Linked DNA regions of Homo sapiens: region 2 is linked to region 1. Evidence: read pairs that join two places in POLR2A ChIA-PET (ENCODE). Cell type or tissue: B cell. All regions are shown on one strand.

Evidence for each region. ChIA-PET counts read pairs that join two places held together with the same protein. Peaks named below come from ENCODE experiments on the same cell type or tissue, not always from the same donor. Only the 100,000 strongest peaks of a DNase experiment are listed, where the experiment ranks them.
Region 2: POLR2A ChIA-PET joins it to region 1 with 5 read pairs; 10 of 35 experiments call an interaction of 5 or more read pairs at or near these places.

Annotation. Positions count from the first base shown.
Region 1 is chr20:4,955,107-4,957,606 of GRCh38, forward strand. The region is part of intron 2 of SLC23A2 (solute carrier family 23 member 2); the gene reads right to left. Among named protein-coding and RNA genes, the nearest start is that of SLC23A2, 45 kb to the right of the region's middle. In B cell, CTCF peaks have their summits at 1,296 (motif pointing left) and 1,498; a DNase peak (open chromatin) is centred at 1,295.
Region 2 is chr20:5,079,250-5,081,749 of GRCh38, forward strand. It overlaps a transcript of TMEM230 not described here. Among named protein-coding and RNA genes, the nearest start is that of TMEM230, 33 kb to the right of the region's middle. RefSeq lists an enhancer at 1,243-1,402. In B cell, no CTCF peak of the experiment used is centred here; a DNase peak (open chromatin) is centred at 1,232; H3K4me3 peaks cover 358 bases; H3K27ac peaks cover 1,888 bases.

The DNA.
Region 1 (2,500 bases):
GCTGGACATGGTGGTGCATGCCTGTGGTCCCAGCTACTGGGAAGGCTGAGGTAGGAGGACTGGCTTGACTCCATGAGTTTGAGGCTGCAGTGAACAATGACTACATCTCTGCAATCCAGCCTGGGCAACAGAGTTAAGACCCTATCTCTAAAAAGAAGAAAAAAGAATTTGAAAGCTCAAATAATGGAAAAGGGAAAGCAAAATAATTATTTATAGGTAATGCATCTGTCTACCCAGAAAATGAGTTAAAACACACACACACACACACACACACACACACACACACACACACCCTAGAATAAGATACTTCAGAAAGATAGTAAGTTATAAAATGAATATACAAAAAATTCCCATACATGAGCACTAACTCGTGATTCCCCTCTCTTTAAAGTACCGTATAGGTTGGGTGCGATGGCTCATGCCTGTAATCCTAGCACTTTGGGAGGCCAAGGTAGGAGTAACACTTGACCTCAGGGGCTCGAGACCAGCCTGGGAAACATAGTGAAGCCCTGTCTCTACAAAAAATACAAAAAAATTAGCCGGGTATGGGGGCAGTGCCTTTAGTCCTAGCTACTTGAAGGGTTGAGGTGGGAGGATCGCTTGAGCGTGGAGGTCGAGGCTGTAGTGAACAGAGATGGGGCCGCTGTACTCCAGCCTGGGTAACAATGTGAGATTCTGTCTGAAAAATAATTTTTTTTTTTAAAAAAGTACTGTATATATACATGTGCGATTGAGCTTTAAAAAAAAAAATGGCTATGCACCAAGCAGCTTATGGTGGTAATCTCTATAATATAGGGGTTACGGGTGTTTCTTTTTGTGTTTATCTGCATTCTTAAAATTTTAGTTATATCCCTCTCCTTATATTAGGAGGAAAAATTATCAATAGCTCAATTCTTAGTATGTATGTATGGTTAGAAAACTCAGGGCAGAAAATAGGGCAAAACAACTAAAATGCTAAATATGGACAAATACAAGAAAAAAACTTTTAATTCTTCAGAAATAATTTTGCATTTGAAAATATCTAATCTGATTAACATAATCTCTGATTTGTTTTCCTTTTATGAATAAAATCTAAAATGTGTTTTTCTTTTAATTCCACATTTGGAATCATCATTTCTGTCTTTCCAGATAAATGTTAGATATTGACATTTCTGTGCCCCTGCTGTTGTAAAACTGAGTAAAACAACAAAAGAGATTCAAGATTATCAGCTAGACAAAACCTACTTTGACTCTGTAATAAGACAAGGGGGCAGATGCTAGAAATGCTAAAAGCAAATGCATTAACAGCACCCTCTAGTGTTACGAAATCTAATGGCACTTGGTAGAAGAAACCTAAATGTAAGATTTTTAAAAACTTCTTCTGGAAAATTTCAAACATACAGAAAAGTAGACAAAATGAAAACACATTTTCATTTCATATTCAATTTGCTTCCAATTACTGACTGTTCTTACTCTTGTAGCAACTTTTATATTTCATTAAGAGGTGTCAGAGGCAACCAGGTATCTCTGTGGGCCCTTCTCTGCCATTCGATTAGTAATTCAACTAATAAAATCCTTGGTTTTAAGTTGGGCACACAACCAACTAAATTAACTGAGGCAACATTTCCCAGGCTCCCTTGCAGCTAGATGCAGCCAGCCTTAGCCAACGGATATGGGTGAAAGTAAGCATGCCCTCCCCTCTCCCTTCCCTCTTCTTTTTTTTTTTTTTTTTTTTTTCTGAGACAGAGTTTCACTCTTGTTGCCCAGGCTAGAGTGCAATGGCGCGATCTTGGCTCACTGCAACCTCTGCCTTCTGGGTTCAAGCGATTCTCCTGCCTCCGCCTCCCAAGTAGCTGGGATTACAGGCATGTGCCACCATGCCCGGCTAATTTTATATTTTTAGTAGAGACGGGGTTTCTCCATGTTAATCAGGCTGGTCTCGAACTCCTGACCTCAGGTGATCCACCCACCTTGGCCTCCCAAAGTGCTGGGATTACAGGCGTGAGTTACTGCGCCCGGCCTCCTTCCCTCTTCTTACTGGCTGCAGGAACCACCTTGGACTATGTAAAAGAATCAATACTCTAAGAAGCCAAGCATAGTGGCTTATGCTTATAATCCCAGTGCTTTGGGGGGCTTGAGTCAGGAGGGTCACTTGAGGATAGGAGTTTGAGACCATCCTGGACAACACAGCAAGACTCCCATCTGTACAAAAAAATTTTTTTTCTAATTACCTGGGCATGGTGAGGTGTGCCTGTTATCCCAGCTACTCAGTAGGCTGAGGCAGGAGGATGGGTTGAACCTAGGAGTTCAACGTTCAGTGAACTATGATCATGACACTGCACTCAAGCCTGGATGACAGAGCGACACTATCTCTAAAAATTAATTTTAAAAATAAGAATCAATACTCTAGAAATTTTAAAGAGGGGGATAGATTATGTGAGGAAAAAACTTTGATGGTCTTATCCCAGCATGTCAGAGCAGCTAAAACTATAACCTCAAAAAAAAAAAAAAAGAAAAGAAA
Region 2 (2,500 bases), 120 kb after region 1:
AGTAGCGGGACTACAGGCACAAGACAGCATGCCTGATTTGTAATGTCATTTAATATCAAAGAGGTTAAGTATTCTCAAGTTTCCCCTTTGACTTTTCCTTGGCTATTATATTAATCTTTTATTTCTAGATAGATTTCAGAACCACTTTGTTGAATTCCCCCACTCCTTCTATGTGATTTTGATTAGAATGGAATTGCATTTGTAGATGAATTTGCATTTCTTTATAATATTGAGACTTTAGGTTTTTGTTTTGTTTTTAGAGACAGCTTGCTCTGTCACCGAGGCTGGAGTGCAATGGCACAATCATAGATCACTACAGCCTCCAACTCCTGAGCTCAAGTCATCTTCCCACCTCAGCTGGGACTACAGGTGCATGCCACTGCACCCAGCTTTTACTAGTGTAATGAAATAATCTTTCCATCTCCTGGGAGAATGGTCACTCACGACTGAAATTCACTGAAATTTTTAAAAAAGAAGAAAAAAAAATTGGAAAGCCTTATTTTCTCTCTCTCCTTTCTTTTTTGAGACAGGGTCTTGCTCTGTTGTCCAGGCTGGAGTGCAGAGGTGCGATCCTGGCTCACTGCAACCTCTGCCTCCCAGGCTGAGGTGATCCTCCTGCCTCAGCTTCCCGAGTAGCTGGGACTACAGGTATGCACCCCCATACCTGGCTAACTTTTGTATTTTTAGTTTAAAAAACTGCATAGTTTTTGTTTGTTTGAAAAAAATCATTACATCTTACTGAGATACTTAAGAAGATTATTTTATAAAACTAATAAAAGCTGGGTTACTATCTTCAGTAACTTTCTATTAATTTGATCTTCAAGTATTTTGTTTTATAGTTATTGTGAATGAGACAATGTTCCTAAATGTTATTCTAGTAGAGTAGAAGTTCTCTCAATTTTGATATTATTTGTAATCATCTATCCTGCTGCTAAGCTCTCTTATTAGTGCAAACAGCTTTTTGAAAAAATCTCTGTGTCCTTAATGTAGACGCCGGAAAATAAAGAAGAAAAATCCTCTTGGTTTTTGTAAGTTGCAATTAATGTGTTCACAAATTATGATTAGTTGCTCATCTTTGTTTCTTTCCTTTTTCTTTTTGTACCAGTTTCATACTTCTCATTTCTACAGCAAGACTGAAAGTTGCTGTGTTAACTGATACAATTTAATTTCTACTGTCTTCTGTGACCCCATGACTGCTTCTCTCCAGCCTGGCAGCAGCTAGCGTGTTCAGTGCCTACTGGCTTAGGGAAGGAATGACACAGCAGAATGTAGAAAAAGGAAGTCAAGTTCTTGAAATTTTTAGTTTCTAAAGTCTTTCTGTCTTTTTTTTTTTTTGAAATGGAGTCTCAGTCTATTGCCCAAGCTGGAGTGCAGTGGCGCAATCTCGGCTCACCACAACCTCTGCCTCCCGGATTCAAGTGATTCTCCCGCCTCAGCCTCCTTAATAGCTGGGTCTACAGGCATGCGCCACCACGCCAGGCTAATTTTCACCATGTTGCCCAGGCTGGTCTCGAACTCCTGGCCTCAGGCGATCCACTCACCTTGGCCTCCCAAAGCTGGGATTGTAGGCATGAGCCACTGCACCCAGCCATCTTTCTCAGACTTGAAATAGCAGATGAGGCGAGTGACACTCTATACCAGGTTACACACTGTGGCCCCTGGACCCCTGCTGATCCATGAACTGTCTGTTACTGTCCATGATGAGTTAAGTACAGATATTGAGAACAAACATTTAGCAGCTGTTACAGCAATATGATGTTGTCACAATATCCAAGTGCATGATTGGCAGACTCATTTCATTCAACAGTGTACAGGCCAAAAAGATTAATTCATGACAATTGGAAATAAAACAAAACTGGTCTTCCATCATAGATTGTTTGATAAGTGCTTCTTTAACTAGAAGTCTCTAGATGCAGAGAAAGAGGAGAATTAGAGAGAAGCATGTGGGTTTGAATCTGAGATGTGTCCCTGCATCTTATCCCCTCCCCTAGAAGCCCAAAAAACTGCTGTAAGTGGGCGGTGGGGGATGGAAGGGGCGAGCTGCCAGCAGGAGAACAAGAGATATCCTTGACAAGCCAGAAAGCTGGAATCGGAAGGGACCCATGCCCTTTTTCTAAGTAGAGTCTGGGAAGTGGCAAGACAGTGAAAAGGCTATGGGCACAGCAGGGGAGCTGGGTCTGGCAGCCCACATGGTTCTCACGCACCCCGGCGGAGCAGCAGAACAATTTGATGTGTGTCCAGAAGGAGCCCAAAGGTAGCAAAGAACCTTGAACACTCCCACGAAGTAGGCACACACGCCACCTAAAGCTCCCACATGCCCAAATGGGGTGCAGAAGGAGCTAAGAGACACAGATCAGAAGAATGTTCATAGCTGAGAACAGGGAACAAAACCACAGCTACCTGTATCACCAGTACCCAAAGCCTAGACAAAACAAAATACATCTTAGCCAGTGTGGACACTCAAGAGTCAGATGATCCTCCTTTCTGGAGGCCTTGACAC